Linked DNA regions of Homo sapiens: region 1 is linked to region 2. Evidence: read pairs that join two places in POLR2A ChIA-PET (ENCODE). Cell type or tissue: Panc1. All regions are shown on one strand. Each heading gives the region's core, and the rest is flanking DNA. Links, peaks and the distances in the headings are about the cores only.

Region 1 (5,384 bases), core at 244-5,243, 190 kb before region 2:
TTAAGACTACTACTTCACTTACGCTTCTTAGTGCTTCAGCACATAGTCCATGATCTGCCTTTGATATCACATACCTTGTGAACCTGTTTGTCAAATCAATTAATGTTTACAATCCCATCACCAATTCAGGATTCCAAAAGGAACTTCTCATATTGTTGCTATAAATTAAAGAGAGCATGAACACTACAGAACTGAGATCTTTTATTACATTCCCCAAAATATCAAACACAAACCATGGAATTAACTTTAGTATCAGAAATAGCATATTCATTGATCAATTCAGTGAGCATCAACTGCCTCCTTCCCAAGAAGCAGGAATTCTACTTTGGCTTCTTAAACTTAGTGTGTGGCAACGGAGCCCTTTGATACCTACATCTATTGATCATGCCTTCAGTTACTAAAAAAATTACGTGATCAAAATTCATTGAGTATGGGTTAAAGGCATCTTGCACATTGAAATTCAAAAGCAGATTCTTTCTACAAACCAGTTATTTACTGAGATCCTTGAGCTATTAGTGTCAAAGTGAAATAGAGTGGTCAGCAGTTATCTAGTAAATTCTTGATAAGTAAATTAAGCCATTCCTAGGCAATAAAATATCTGTTCTTGTTAATGGCAGCTTTGCTTCTTTTTATCCCAGAACAGTCTGATGTTTAGTAGCCCCAGTTATTATACATGTGCTCAGACAGAAATTTTCAAATTGTCAATTATTTGGTGAACTACTAACATGAATGTTTAAAATATTATGCTTCTTTCTACCTCTAATCATTTATTTATTCAATAAACATTTAGTAAGTTTTAGCTGTTTTCCAGGCTCTACACCAAGCCCTGGGGATAGCGAGAGGAGCAAAACTTAGCTCCTGCACTCAAGTTCACAGATATTCATAAATCATTATAGCAAGTGACACATACCATAACAGAATTGTCCTATGGAAACTCAAAGAGAAGATGACAGATAAGTACAGAAGGACGAAGAGGAGTGTGCTGGGCTGAGTCTGGAGAAAGGACACTCCCGTCGGAGGAGGTGCACCTGCAAAGACAGGAAGTTGTTAACACAGAAAGAACAGAGGAGGTGATATCCCGAGCCACGCCATGAGTATAGAAGAATGATGTGGGAAAAGAGGCTGGGCAGGCCAGTGAAGGCATCCTAGGAGCGGTACAGCATGCCAAGGAGTTTGGACCTCCTTCTGCAAACAGTGGAAAGCCACTGGGAGATTTTAAGCAGGACATACTCAGATTTATGCTTACAGATTCCTCTGGAAACAGTTGGGGGCATGGGCTGGAAGGGATAAGACTTGGGGCAAAGAAACAAGTCAGGAATTTATACAATTATCCAGGCAAGAAATGATGATGATGGCATATTTTTTAGCCATAAAAAGAAACAAACTACTGGTGCATGTTACAACATTTGAGGATGAACCTCAAAAATGCTATGCTAAATGAAAGAATCAAATCACAAAAGACCAAATATTGTATGATGCCTTTTGTGTGAAACGTCTAGAATTAGCAAATCTATAGAGACAGAAAGTTGATTAGTGGTTGCTTAGCACTGACAGCCAGAGGAATTGAAAGAATGGCTAAGGGATATGGAGCCTCCTTCTGGGGTCATGAAAATATTCTAGAATTGATGATGGTTATAGATGCACAACTCTGTGAAAATACTAAAAACCATTGAACTGTACACTTTAAAAAGATGAAATGTTATGAATGTGAATTGTATCTCAATTTAAAAAATTTATAAGAAAAAAAGAAAAGAAACGATGAGACCAGAACAAGAGAGGTAAAAACACTCTGATTCTGACCTGCAGATCTGTGTGGCTGGGGCTGCCACAGATCAGGACGGGGAATTCAGAAGGATGATAGCTCCTTCCCGGACATTTTGTTTGAAGTGCCTGCAAAATTGTACTAGTCAGCTTGGTCTGCAGTAGCAAAACACCATAGACTGAGTGGCTTAAAGCACAGGAATTTATTTCTCATGATTCTGGAGGCTGGGAAGTCCAAGATCAAGGTGCCTGCAGATTCAGTTCCTGGTGAGGGTCCCCTTCCTGGCTTGCAGATGGCTGTCTTCTCACTGTGTGGCTATAAACAGGAGTTCATGGAGGGGAAGGGATGGAGAAAGAACTCTGATGTCTCTCTCTTTCATCTTATGAGGACACTAATCCCATCATGGGGCTCTATCCTCATGACCTCATCTGAACCTAATTACCTCCCAAAGGCCCATCTAAAAATATCATCACAGTGGGAGTTAGGGCTTCAACGTATTAATTTCGAGGGGACACAAACGTAAAGTCCATAACAGAGGTATCATAAACCTAAGTCCATAACACAGGTATTATAAACATAAGTCCATAACAGAGGTATGAAGATGGTGATCATTAATAGCTAGGGGAACTTACAAGAGGGTCCAGAGATAAGGATTAGAAAGAATTTAACATATACTTAGTTCTCAAAACAATGGAAGTGAATAAAACAAACTAAGGAGGGCACATGGAGTGAGAAGAGGACTGGGGCTAGACCGCTAGGGAAAGTCATTGCAGACAGAAGAAGAGGTGGCCTTGAAAAGGGGTGAAATGAAGCTGTTAGAAAGCAAAGAGGTAAATAAATACCCCAAAACCCACCAAGTCCAGTCACCTCCTGAGCTCAGTGTTTTAAAATACATACTTGGGAGCATCTCTAAACACAATTTTGCTAAATCAGGGGATTTGGTATTCAAGTAGGCCCATCCTGGTCTGCGTAAGATTGCCATTGCACTGTGACCAGACTCCTAGCTGGACGCTGACCACAGGTTTCTGGGCTTTCATGAAATGGAGTGTATTCCTGCCTTTGTTCACCTGTCACGTAGCTGGGAACTTCACTCTCTATTCACTGCGCAGTTTTCATTTTCACTGTCCTACTAATGAAGTGGTTATGTTTGGCTTTCATCATAATTAGAGTTCATTTAGTTCAAGTGCTTTGTAATTAATCTTTTATGCTAATTAATCTTTTTATACATTAATATATCACAAAACTCATGAAAGCAAAACATTTTCCTTACTAGCAAATTAAATTAAGCTTCTTCAGCCTATAAGCAAAGCAGAAGGAAAAAGATCTAGACACATCAGGCCACAGAAAACCTCCTTTTGCTTAAAAAAAAAAAAAAATTGACTCTCGGGTCTACATTAAAATTAGCACTTGGAAAATAGGAAAAATAAAATCACCCAAGCCGTTCAGTTACCTAGTTTTCTCAGCAAGGTGTCCGTTCTCAACTAGCCTGTGGCTTGAAAAAAAACAAAGGAAGGGAGATTTTTCAATAGTCATTTTTATATCTAGTCAGGATTTCTTTAACTGATTTTTAAGTGTGAAGTTATGGAGCAAAAGCAAACACTGCCAAAGCAGATGCTCCAGCTTATGTCGTTTATTATTACCTTGCAAGCAATAAACAGGCCTTACAGGCAAGTCCTGCTTCATGATTTCAAAACATGTCTTTTGCATATTTTATCTGTCCTGATCCTCTCAGCAACCTGGGGCTGAGGCAGCGTAGCCAGGGGACAGGCCACTTGCATTCAAATCCTGACTTCATTTTCCTAGCTGTGTGTTGCTGGCCTTGTCACTTTATCTCTCTGTCTACATTTTCTCATTTCCAAAATGACTACTACTCATTAGAGTTGTTTGAGAATTAAATGAATTCATAGATGCAGATGTTTAGAACTGTACCTGGCATACAGCAAATGCTCAGTAAACATGATTAATATCATAGTTATTGTGATTATCATTGTTTTCTGAAGCCAGAGACACAGAAAGACAAAATTACTCAAGTAACATGTAGTAGAATTTGCACTCCTGTCTCATCTATTAGGAGTTCCAGATGCTTTCCACTCTGCCAATGACAACTGGGGTTCTGGGGCACAACCCAGCACCTTAGAGGATACAACCGAAAGGACAATAGGTCATGCTCAACCAACAGGGTGCTCTGTGACCAAGGTGCTGGAAAAGCCCCTCCCACACTCCTACCCCAGGTAAGAGCCAAGCTCAGGGTTTCTGGCTTACAGTCCCTCTTGGCTGGGCAAACTGCAGCTCGCGGATGCAGCCTATCGACTATGCTGTCTATCTGTATTATGACTAGACACAGCATAACACGTCTCTGGTTTTCTATTTAGGATACATTCCTAGAAGGGGAATTATTGGGTCAAACTGTTTTTCATCTCATGGTACAGCTTGCCAAATTATTTTCTGAAAAGATTGTAGCAATTTTTACCACTTGTTATGAGTAATACATGAGAATGTTGATCTTCGCCCTTACTAGTATTGAATTTTTAAAAAAATCTGTGTCAAATCAATGAGCTGAAAATAAATGCTTTAATATCATCTTAATTTATACTTCCTGAGTGTCCCCATAGGTTAAATGATTTTTTCCACATTTGTTGCCCACTTAAAGTGTGTGAGTGTGTGTGTGTGTGTGTGTGTATTGTTCATATCACTGGCCTATATTTTTCTATTTGGTGATGCTTTTGAAGTTTTCTTACTGCTTTTAAATATTTTTATAGTTTAAAAATATTAACAATTTGCCATGCTTATTACAAATATGTGCTCCCATTTGATCATTTGCTTTATAACTCTTTCATAGTGTATGTGTCCATTGTTTTTCTAAAACCATGTTATAGTTTTAATGCTAATGTCGTTAAATCTACTAATCTTTTCCTTTGTGATTTCTTCCATGGCTTTTATGCAATTTCAGTCACGTCTGCTCTCAGATTTTGCCCTTCCAAACAGAAGTTCTGGGCATTGTACTGCTGGTGGGAACCCATAGAGCCAGCCTCCCGTGGCATCACTCCCACCACTCTGGCCACCCCTGCCCAGATGCCTATGTCACCTACACTCACCTTTCCAAATGGTGAGAAAGAAATGCCATTTCTTTCTACTTTAAAACAAAAGTATTATGACAAACATGTTGATCTATGTGACCCAGGCTGTGTGCAGGCATTCTTGGGAGCCTTTCTGTAAAGAGACCCGGTCCCTTTTTCTCTGTCATTTAAAAGGCACTATGAGCCCTTCATTTATGCATGAGGCAGGGAATTTGGTTTACCTCCAGATACATCACACTGTGTTGCTCTCCATCAAGATCTGGCTTCTGTTTGCTTCTCATTCACTTAGATTTATCAGCCAGAGTAGTTGGATGTCATGAGAAACTTTAAAATTTGCTATGTGCTTCTCTTCCACGGTAGCTATAACCACTGAGAAAAAGATCTTGGCCAGCAACCGTGTGGCTCATGCCTGTAATCCCAGAATTTCGGGAGATTCTGGTGGGAGGATCACTTGCGGCCAGGAGTTCAAGACCATCTTGAGCAACATAGTGAGACCCCTGTCTCTAAAAAAACAAAAAGTCTGGTTCCTGAATACTCTAATCTCT
Region 2 (5,384 bases), core at 53-5,052:
TGGGAGGCAGAGGTTGCAGTGAGCCGAGATTACGCCACTGCACTCCAGTCTGGCGACAAAGCGAGACTCCGCCTCAAAAAAAAAAAAAAATTCAAGAAGCAAAAACCAGCCAGATGCTGTGGCTCACACCTATAATCCCAGCACTCTGGGAGGCTGAGGCGGGTGGATCACAAGGTCAGGAGATCAAGACCATCCTGGCTAACACGGTGAAAACCCCATCTCTACTAAAAATACAAAAAAAAAAAAAATTAGCTGGGCGTGGTGGCGGGCACCTGCAGTCCCAGCTACATGGATGGCTGAGGCAGGAGAAGGGCGTGAACTCGGTAGGCGGAGCTTGCAGTCAGCTAAGATCGCGCCACTGCACTACAGCCTGGGCGACAAAGCAAAACTCTGTCTCAAAAAAAAAAAAAAGAGCAAAAACTGTAAGACCTCAATAGACAGGCTTAACTACTGACTACAGATTACTGAAGAGACAATTAGTGAACTGAAAGATGAATCATAAAAAAAATAAAGGGAATAGGAGACAGAGGTCACAGGAAGAAGAGGAAGAAGGTATAACACACATATAACTATGTTCCAAAAAGAGAAGAGAAAGAGAGAGGTGCTAGAGTGGTACTCGAAGAGAAATGGCTGAGAACTTCACAAAAGTGATGAAAATACATCAAGCCATAAAGATTTAAGAACTTCAAGAAACTTAAATAAAAAGGAAAACAAACCTTGGCTAAAAAAATAGACACAGATAATAATAGTGAAAAAAATCAGACTACCATTAAATGACCAACAACAGAAATGATAGTTGACCTTAGCAGAAAACATAAAAACAAAGACAGTAAAATACTATGTTTAGAGTTAAAAAAAAAAAAAAAAAAAAAAACACCTCTGCCAACTAGAATTCAATACGCAATAACAGTTGACCCACTCAGGCTAAACAAAGATATTTCAGAAAACAAGACACAGAGAGAACTGGATACCAACAGACCTTCACTAAAGAGAAATACTAAATGTTCTCAGGTGAAAAGAAAGTGATCCCAGATGGACAGTCAGACATGCAGAAAATAATTTTAAAAAGCAAAATGTGTAAAGGATAATGTAAAATGTAAAATAAATAATCCTAACTGAGTATAGAGTGTACAAAACAATAATTTTCTTTTAGAAGATAAACATATTCAGAAATGTGTAACAAGAATGACATATAAGTAGGGTGGGAATTAAGAATTAAAAGCATTATAAGGTCTTTGCATAGAAAATTTTGATAAAGATGTATGTGATACTCTCTAGGGTACCCACTGAAGAGTAGCAAAAGAGTGTAGAAATTCCAAGTAGTAGAAAGGTGGAAGGTTGAATAAAAAATAATCTACCCCAGCCAGGCACGATGGCTCATGCCTGTAATCCCAGCACTCTGTGAGGCTGAGGTGGGCAGACTGCTTGAGCCCAGCAGTTCAAGACTAGCCTGGGCAGTATAGCAAGATCCCGTCTATACAAAAAATTAAAAAGCCAGGCATGGTGGTGCACACCTATGGTCCCAGCTACTTGGGAGGCTGAGGTGGGAGGATGGCTTAAGCCTAGAAGGTCAAGGCTACAGTGAGCTGTGATCACACTACTGCATTCCATCCTGGGCAGCAGAGTGAGACTCTGCCTCAAAAAAAAAAAAAAAAAAAAAAAAGATTGAATGCTCCAATTAAAAGACAAAGGTTATCAAAAATTACCAAAAAAAAAGCAAAAATCAACTTAACAGTGTTTTAAAAAGACAAACATGAAATATAAGGCAACAAAAACATTGGAAATAGAAATGATTTTTTTTTTTTTTTGAGAGGGAGTCTCGCTCTATCGCCCGCGCTGGAGTGCGGTGGCGCAATCTCGGCTCACTGCAAACTCTGCCTCCCGGGTTCACGCCATTCTCCTGCCTCAGCCTTATGAGTAGCTGGGACTACAGGCACCCGCCACAATGCCCAGCTAATTTTTTTGTATTTTTAGTAGAGACAGGGTTTCACTGTGTTAGCCAGGATGGTCTCGATCTCTTGACCTCGTGATCTGCCCGCCTCGGCCTCCCAAAGTGCTGGGATACAAGCGTGAGCCACCGCGCCTGGCTTACAAATGATTTTTTTTAAATCTTTATCAGGTCAGGCATGGTGGTTCACACCTGTAATCCCAGCATTTAGTGGGAGGCTGAGGCAGGTGAACTGCTTGAGCTTAGGAGTTTGAGACCAGTCTGAGCAATATGGCGAAAGCCTGTCTCTACCAAAAATAAAGGAAAGTACCTGGGTGTGATGGTGCGTGCCTATGGTCCCAGCTACTTGGGAGGCTGAGATGGGAGGATCATTTGAGCCCGGTGGGGCGGAGGGTGCAGTGAGCTGAGATCAAGCCACTGCACTCCAGCCTGGGTGACCGAGTGAGACCCTGCCTTAAAAAAAAAAAAAAATTTTTTTTTTGTAAATCTGTATCATATTTGTGGAGAATGGAGTGCAAGGAGTCCATTTAGATTAGATGGTTATTGTAGTAGCTCTGGCTAAGAAAAAAATGGACCAGGATAGAAAATGAAAAGTAGTATACGGATTTCAACTGTCTTTGGAGGTAGAACCCAAAAGACTTACTAATGGGCTTAGCAAACAGGTTGGGAGTTTTTTTATCTGTATGAAGAGGAGTGAGTGGTAAGCATTATTCTTTGGAGTGCTTCTTTACCGTACCTATGGTTTACTTAGGCATCCATCCTACATCCCCTGCATGGTACCTGTGCTGCAAGAGATACATTGTGTTTTCCAACAGAGATCATAAACTATCAAAGTGAGAGGAATTTAATGAAATAAGGCAGGTTATAAATACTTCACCTATGACATAAGCAACTATTTTTCTAATAAATTATTTATTGTGATGAGCAATTATAAACATTTTTTTTTTTTTTGAGGCGGAGTCTTGCTCTGTCGCCCAGGCTGGAGTACAGTGGCGAGATCTTGGCTCACTGCAAGCTCTACCTCCTGGGTTCACGCCATTCTCCTGCCTCAGCCTCCCGAGTAGTTGGGACTACAGGCGCCTGCCACCACGCCTGGCTAATTTTTTTGTATTTTTAATAGAGACGGGTTTTCACCGTGTGAGCCAGGATGGTCCCGATCTCCTGACCTCGTGATCCACCCGCCTTGGCCTCCCAAAGTGCTGGGATTACAGGGATGAGCCACTGTGCCCAGCCCTATAAACACATTTATAAAACAATTATGTTTGGAATTAAGTAAATGTATGCCCAAAGGTACAAAGATTTCAATTTTGGTCCAAATCTCTGATGGGTCAGCCTTAACATCTGGAAAGCACACTGTATACATCCATGCCTACTACTAATTAAAATCTCTTCTCAACAGGATATTGACTAGTGTACTAAAGAAGCAAGGCAAATATTGTTTAGGTAGGCACGAATTACAACTAATTGCTGGTGCCCTAAAAAAGAAAACAAAATCCAAATTTGGTAATGGAAAAAGGAATTCTTTCCCCTATCAAAAACCAATAAACAAATCATACTCAATTATGGATTTAGGTAAAGCCCAAAATTTTAATCTCTAGGTTATGGAAAAATGTTAGTTTTTCTTTACGTATCTTTCAAAGTTTGCAATGAAAACTGAACCAAGTTCTACACTTGTAAAGAAGTTTTACCATTGCCTTCATTTTCTATAAAATCAACTTTTTATTTTATTTTACTTTTTTGAGACGGAGTCTCACTCTGTTGCACAGGCTGGAGTGCAGTGGTGCGATGTTGGCTCACTGCAACCTCTGCCTTCCGGGCTCAAGCAATTCTCCTGCCATAGCCCCCCTAGTAGCTGGGATTATAGGCACCTGCCGCCATGCCTGGCTAATTTTTTGTATTTTCTGTGAGACAGCGTTTCTCAATGTTGGCCAGGCTGGTTTTGAACTCCTGACCTCAAGTGATCCGCCCACCTCGGCCTCCCAAAGTGCTGGATTACAGGCGTGAGCCACCGCACCCAGCCCAAGTTTTTGTTTTTAAAAACCAAGTAAACACAACAAAAACAAAACTACTACTTACATCATAAGTTAGTGAGTCTGCTTCATTGGCCACCGTAAGGCCTGCTAGTTCTCCAAGTCCCAGTTCACTTTCAAGGGCTTCATCTGCTCCCATGATGAATGACTTTCCAGAAGAAGGAGGAAATGTCAATGCTTCCACTGAAGAGGGAAGACAAAGGAAACATTAAAAAATCTCTAAGGAGCCAACATTTAGTCTCATTTGCTTGCATCAAATTTCTTATAAGTGCACGTATATACTTAATTGTTTTTAAATGCTTTTAAACACAATAAAATTCAGTGAGCAGAAAATCCTAAATAATTTATTGCTTTTTCCATATCTTAACCACAGGTAAAGGCATCAACTAATTAGAAAAGTAAAACATGAAACAAATCTAAGAATCCACTGTCCTTTCCTTTTCACTATATAGAAAAATAATGACTATAGGAAAGTAAGTTTTCCTCATTTGATATTTCATGTTAATTACCTAAACAATTTCTATTAATTACTAAATATATGTACAAGTGCTGGTCTCATTCAAAATATAATTCATTAATTTTATAACCTAGAAGAATATAGAAAATTTCAAATGAAAATGGGTCAAATTCTTAAATGTGCCTATTTATGTGACAAAATCTATATGTGGCGTTATAAGTCAGGATTACCTCTGCCGGCCAGAAGAGGGGTAGTGATTAAAGAAAGGAAGCAACAACAGGACTTCCAGGGCCCTGGTAATGTTCTACTTGTTGACCTAAGGGGTGGTGACGTGGGAGGGTAATAATTCTATCTTGATGACAATTCACTGAGCTGTACCCTTATGATATCAGCACTCTTCTGTAGGTATATTATAGTTCATCTAAAATTTTTTTTTATTTTTTATTTCTTTTTTTTTATGTTTTTTTCTGAGACAGAGTCTCGTTCTGTCACCCAGGCTGGAGTGCAGTGGTGACATCTTGGCTCACTGCAACCTCCACCTCCTGGGTTCAAGAAATTCTCCTGCCTCAGCCTCCCGAGTAGCTGGGATTACAGGTGCGTGCCACCACATCTGGTTAATTTTTGTATTTTTAGTAGAGACGGGGTTTCACCATGTTGGCCAGGCTGGTCGTGAACTCCTGACCTCAAGTGATCCACCTGATTTGGCCTCCCAAAGTGCTGGGATTACAGGCATGAGCCACTGCACCCGGTAAAGAAAATGTTTTGTTTATTTGTTTTTTTTGTTTTTTAGATGGAGTCATGCTCTATGGCCCAGGCTGGAGTGCACTGGCATGATCTCAGCTTACTGCAACCTCTGCCTCCTGGGTTCAAGCAATTCTCCTGCCTCAGCCTCCCAAGTAGCTGGGATTACAGGCGCCTGCCACCATGCCTGGCTAATTTTTGTATTTTT

Evidence for each region. Peaks named below come from ENCODE experiments on the same cell type or tissue, not always from the same donor. Only the 100,000 strongest peaks of a DNase experiment are listed, where the experiment ranks them.
Region 1: POLR2A ChIA-PET joins it to region 2 with 8 read pairs; 2 of 35 experiments call an interaction of 5 or more read pairs at or near these places.

What each region holds. Positions count from the first base shown.
Region 1 is chr2:36,681,854-36,687,237 of GRCh38, forward strand. No RefSeq gene overlaps it. Among named protein-coding and RNA genes, the nearest start is that of VIT, 12 kb to the right of the region's middle. In Panc1, for the core only: no CTCF peak of the experiment used is centred there; no DNase peak of the experiment used is centred there; H3K27ac peaks cover 1,676 bases.
Region 2 is chr2:36,873,867-36,879,250 of GRCh38, forward strand. STRN (striatin) reads right to left here. Exons shown (of 18, transcript NM_003162.4): 10 at 4,025-4,161. Among named protein-coding and RNA genes, the nearest start is that of STRN, 90 kb to the right of the region's middle. In Panc1, for the core only: no CTCF peak of the experiment used is centred there; no DNase peak of the experiment used is centred there.